Regions from separate parts of the Mus musculus genome. Here region 2 is linked to region 1. A link is a loop called in an ENCODE intact Hi-C map of the cell type or tissue named here. Cell type or tissue: heart. All regions are shown on one strand.

Region 1 (2,500 bases):
GTTCTGATGAAGACCATGGCCAAAAACCACTCTGGAGGGGGGAAAAGGTCAACTGTAGTCTGTCTTACAGGTTAGAGTTCAGCGTGAAGGAAGTCACAGCAGGCGCTCAGGGCAGGAAGCTGGAGGCAGGAACTGAAACAGAAAGACCATGGCTTGCTTACATAGCTTGCTTTCCTATACAGCCAGGACCACCAGTGCAGGGTGGCAGCGTCCACAACCCACAATGGGCAGCCCTTCCCCAAACCCACCATTGACCATTAATCAAGAAAATGTCCCACAGACATGCCTACAGGACAATCAAATGAGGCATTTACACACACACACACACACACACACACACACAAACACACACACACACACACACACACACACTTAACCTCTATGCTGTCTTGGTTCCTACCTACACAGCTATCCTGGTAAAGTAGCCTCTGAACTAAGTTTTATAAAGGCCAATTTAGGCCAGGCATGGTGATGTATGCCTTTAATCCCAGCATTCAGGAGGCAGAGGTAGGCTTATTTTTATGAGTTTGAGGCCAGCCTGATCTACAAAGTGAGTTCTAGGACAGCCAGGGATACAGAGAAACCCTGTCTCAAACAAACAAACAACAAACAAACAAAACATCCAAATCAGTGAAGGAGTGAATGGTCTTGGCTGCATGGCGTGAAAGGATTCCAAGTCCACAGAACAGCACTAGCATTGGAGTTCTGAAACTGACAGGTCCCTGTGGCAAAAGCTCAGGTCTGAGGACGCTGGTGACAAGAATGCCTTTAAGAAACGGACAGGTGCTAGGTTACCTGCTGAGAAGCACAGATGTCATTTGGAAAGCTAAGAGGAAGTGGCAACATCAGAAATGTGGCTTCCGAACCTTCCTCCCAGCAGTGTGGAGGGAGGATGGATTCAAATTCCGCGGGTCTGAGGAATAGAGAGGGCACTTGGGGCTTCTGGTTGCTGAGCCAGGCTAGAAGCAGATGGACAAGGAAGGCATCAATGAGTGGCAGAGGTGCGATCCAGGGATGACTCAAAGATTCTGGCCTGTGTCACCAGGCAGAGGGTGACATCATTTACCCTCAGTGAGCTTCAGTGGTGAGTCTGCAGCTTATTAGTGCTGTGCTATCACCAATTAGGTGTTGAGCACTCAGGGGCTGCAGCCACTCAAGCATGGACAAGGAAGTGATAAAGAATGAGCCGGGAGGGGCCGCCATGCAGCAGGAAGCTGCACGTGGGTGACTGGAGTTCCTGATGAGGAAGTGATAAAGAGCGAGCGAGCTAGCAGGGGCCGCCATGCAGCAGCAAGCTGCACATGCACAACTGGAGTTCAAAGGTGAGATGGGCACTAGAAGTACGGATCCCGGACACGTGGATTTAGAGAAAGGAGAACAGAAAACCAGAAAAAATCCTGTCCGTGTCCTGAGAGACACCATCGGTAAGGGACTGATAGAGGAACAAAAGTTTGGAAGAGCTGTCAAAGACAAAACAAAATGGTAGAATTGTATAGTATTAAAAATCGGGTAGTGGGAGGGCAGTCCTGCTCCCTGAGAAGTCAAACAGAATAAGGACTGAAACTTAGCTGTCATATGTATCAAAAGAATGAGCAGTGGCACCACTGGCTGGCAGGACCCCTGAGATCCGTGAGTGAAATGCCGCTGAATTCTAGGAAAGATGGGGCCAAGCAACGAGCCCAGCTGCTGTGCTGAAAATGACCCAAATAGTCTCCAGAGGACCCGAATTGATGGTTCAGGAAGTCTGTAAGCTGGTTAATGACATAGCCATTATTACAAGTTAGATGACATAAATTTACAAAATGGATAAGTTATGCTAAAAAGAAGGGTAATAAACAAGCTAGTTATGTCACTTATTAAGTATGATTTCTTATTACTGATGCTGCCCAGGTCATTCACATACTTTCTAGCTGTGTATAGGGAATGCTATATAACCATGAGCTACTGGGCAGCTTCCTGACTCACTCGTTGATACGGGGAAGGCTCAAAAATGGCTTTGGTAAGAGTGTTCATTCCATGAGAATCAGCAAATGTACAGTCCAGAGTCCTTTCTTTCCAGACATCTGGCTCTCGGTGCCAGGATACCACTGAAATGGAGTCACAGGATGACACCGTCCCCACCCACTCCCACCCCAACCCTGTCCTCCCCATGGGACGTAGCCAACAATTCAAGTCTGGCCCACAGTAGTACTGGTCATAATCTGTCTGTCAACGCTGATCGTGGGTAGGTCGAGCAGAGATCGTTCGTTCTCTACTTGGCGTGCTGGTGTTGTGGCTCTAAAGAACTGCCTAGGTATGGGATCCAGCTTTGTGTCACAGAGGAAATGGATTCCAGCTTCCTGGCTTGACACTGAGGGCTGGACCCTAGGCCCAGAAGAAATCCAGAGCTGGATTAGAAGTCTAGCTGGTAGCTGGTCGCCTATACTGCACTTGGATGAGGGCGAAAGGCAGCAGGAGAGGCACTCAGTGCCCCATTCCCAGACGAGGAGGGCTTCTCTCA
Region 2 (2,500 bases), 180 kb after region 1:
TGCTCTTATAACGACTGTTCCCAGCAGTTCCCAGCACCCACATGGTGGCTCACAACCACCCATAACTTCAGTTCCAGGGGTGGCAACACACACACACGTATGTATGTGTATATATATATATATATATATACATACAAGACACACACAATAAAAAAGAACCCTACAATTTTTTTCAATACTTTAATACCTAGAATCCAGTAAAATTGGTGTTCTCTGTCATCTTAGTTTGCTGTTGATTTTTATACCAGCTTTATGGACATGTAATTCACATTCCACATAATTGATCTCAGAAATTATATAGTTCCATGTTTCTTTTAAGCATTTTAGTATTTACAGGATTGTCTTAACCATCATCACAATCTAATTTTAAAGTATTTTGGCCCCCTTTAAAGGAGACCCTATTAAGGCACGCTCCTTCATCCACTCTCAGCCCCCGCCAACCAGGAATCTGCTCGCTACCTCTCAACGTTCACCTGCTCACCAGGAGTACAGTTAGCCTATACACCTGGGCTATTTGTGAGGTCTTTTGTGATTTCTTTTTTTTTCCCCTAGTATAGTGTTGTCACTAGGATTAGGGTTTGTATTTTGTTCTCAGTGCAGTGGTCTACAAAGTAAGTTCCAGGACAGCCAGGGCTATACACCTGGGCTATTTGTGAGGTCTTTTGTGATTTCTTTTTTTTTCCCCCTAGTATAGTGTTGTCACTAGGATTAGGGTTTGTATTTTGTTCTCAGTGCAGTGGTCTACAAAGTGAGTTCCAGGACAGCCAGGGCTACAGAGAAACCCTGTCTTGAAAACCAAAAAAAAAAAGAAAGAAAGAAAGAAAAAAGAAAGAAAGAAAGAAAATGAGAAATGGTCCCTAAGCCTGCTCCCACTGCTGAAGCCCAGGTGCTGCCTACGGCATACCAGCAGGCTTGCTGATGCACCTTCCCTCTTGCTCAGCACTAAGCCAGGCTGGGCCTTTGCTTAGGCGCTAACATTGTTGCTAGTCAACCAGTAAGGAAGGTCCGCAGCTTGGTGGTGCCCGTTTGTCTCCACCCTGAGTCACTCAACCCCTGTGCTCTGATGGCCCCTAGTAAAAGTGTCCTGGGGATCTCCCAGATAGAGCTCCTGTGGCTGACACCTAGGAAGAAAATCCTCGCTTGTGGGTTATGAGACCTCACCCTGTTCCAGTGTGTGCGTGCAAGGAAGAGTGATGTAACAGGCCAGACCCAAAGTGCCTCAGCACCGCTAGGGCTCCCCGCACCTTCTCCAGCTACCCCACCCCCACTCCGTACCCAGGAAGCTTCCAGCATTTCCAGAGAGCCAGCGTTCTGTGGGAAGGTCTAAATCCTTGCTGTGAATCTTGGATCCTAAAACCCATACACATGATGTCTGTGGGCCGAGCTATTGTCTGCGTTTCCTTTTTCGCGTGGGTGTGAGCCAGATTGGCAAGCACAGTGTGAATGAACCAGCATGAACGGAGCCACTCGCTTGCTGATGTCTCTCTGATGTGTTTTCCCCCCCAGCTCCGGAAGAGAAGGAAGTCATTAAAGGACTGTATAGCAAGCTGACGGATGCCTATGGCTGCCTCGGGGAGCTGAGGTTACAATCCGGTGAGTAACTATGGCTCGGCAGTCTGGCCTCCACGCCCACTGTGGGCCGTCCCTGGTGTTAGCCTGGGCAGCCCATCCAGCTAGATAGTCTAGTCTGTGTTAGACACTTTCATTTCTGAAGATGTCACTCTGTATTTTTCAGCCTGTTTCTCTATGGGGAGGAGAGGGTGTGGGCAGGAACTTGATAATCGCCAATCTCGGGCAGAGAAGGGCATGACTTCCAGCCCTGGGTGCCAGGAAGTTTACCTGTGTTGTTGCTTTCCCAGCCTAAGTTTTTCCGAGGTGGTCGGGGCTTCTGCTATGGTGATGTGTGTGGTTTTCAGGCATCTGCCACCGTCTTAGGTTTGCCCGGTCAGTAGACCTGGACCAGGGCTTAAACCATGACCTGAAGCAGCATCGCTGGACATCCCAGGTGTATCAGAGAGGAAGGGCGGGCCTGGGGGGTTGGTGGCCAGGAGAGAAAGAAAAGCTGCGACACTCTGTGTGGGAGTGAGAGAGAGAAGGGAACTGTGTCCAAATGGGTCTGACGACAGAGAGAACACACAGGAAGAAGTAGGCAGCTCTGCTTGCCCTGAGCCAGTGGCGGCCACCTCTGCAAGAGCTCTGCAGCCACCTTCTGCTTCCTCCCAGCGAGGAGAGCCTGATAGGGCAGTCCCACCTATCATGAAAGGCCAGGTTGTGGAGTCCACTGGCCTTTCCAGCCAAGGCCAGGGCACAGGTCACTTTCCTGATGGGAACGGCTGGGAAATTTCCAACTTCAGGCCTTGGGGGCTTTTCCTGAACTGGGCAGGTTAAAACTGTGCAGCACAGAGCCTCTGTTTGGACAAGGTTTCAGGGCTGGCCAAACAGCGTTGATATGCTTGCCAATACTTTTCTGGGCCGTTTCTGTGGCGGCATGTTTTTTCCC

What was found. A loop is a pair of places that touch in the nucleus more often than their neighbours do. Peaks named below come from ENCODE experiments on the same cell type or tissue, not always from the same donor. Only the 100,000 strongest peaks of a DNase experiment are listed, where the experiment ranks them.
Region 2: it touches region 1 in a loop (2.3-fold over the local background); 1 of 42 quality-filtered maps calls a loop at or near these places.

Annotation. Positions count from the first base shown.
Region 1 is chr17:5,797,439-5,799,938 of GRCm38, forward strand. 3300005D01Rik (RIKEN cDNA 3300005D01 gene) reads left to right here and starts at 1,219. Exons shown (of 3, transcript NR_045081.1): 1 at 1,219-1,322. In heart, no CTCF peak of the experiment used is centred here; a DNase peak (open chromatin) is centred at 1,223; H3K27ac peaks cover 743 bases.
Region 2 is chr17:5,974,289-5,976,788 of GRCm38, forward strand. Synj2 (synaptojanin 2) reads left to right here. Exons shown (of 27, transcript NM_001113353.2): 2 at 1,507-1,593. Gm52312 (a long non-coding RNA gene) reads right to left here. Exons shown (of 3, transcript XR_003952387.1): 2 at 1,840-2,072. Among named protein-coding and RNA genes, the nearest start is that of Gm52312, 1.8 kb to the right of the region's middle. In heart, a CTCF peak has its summit at 1,212; a DNase peak (open chromatin) is centred at 1,503; H3K4me3 peaks cover 855 bases; H3K27ac peaks cover 1,613 bases.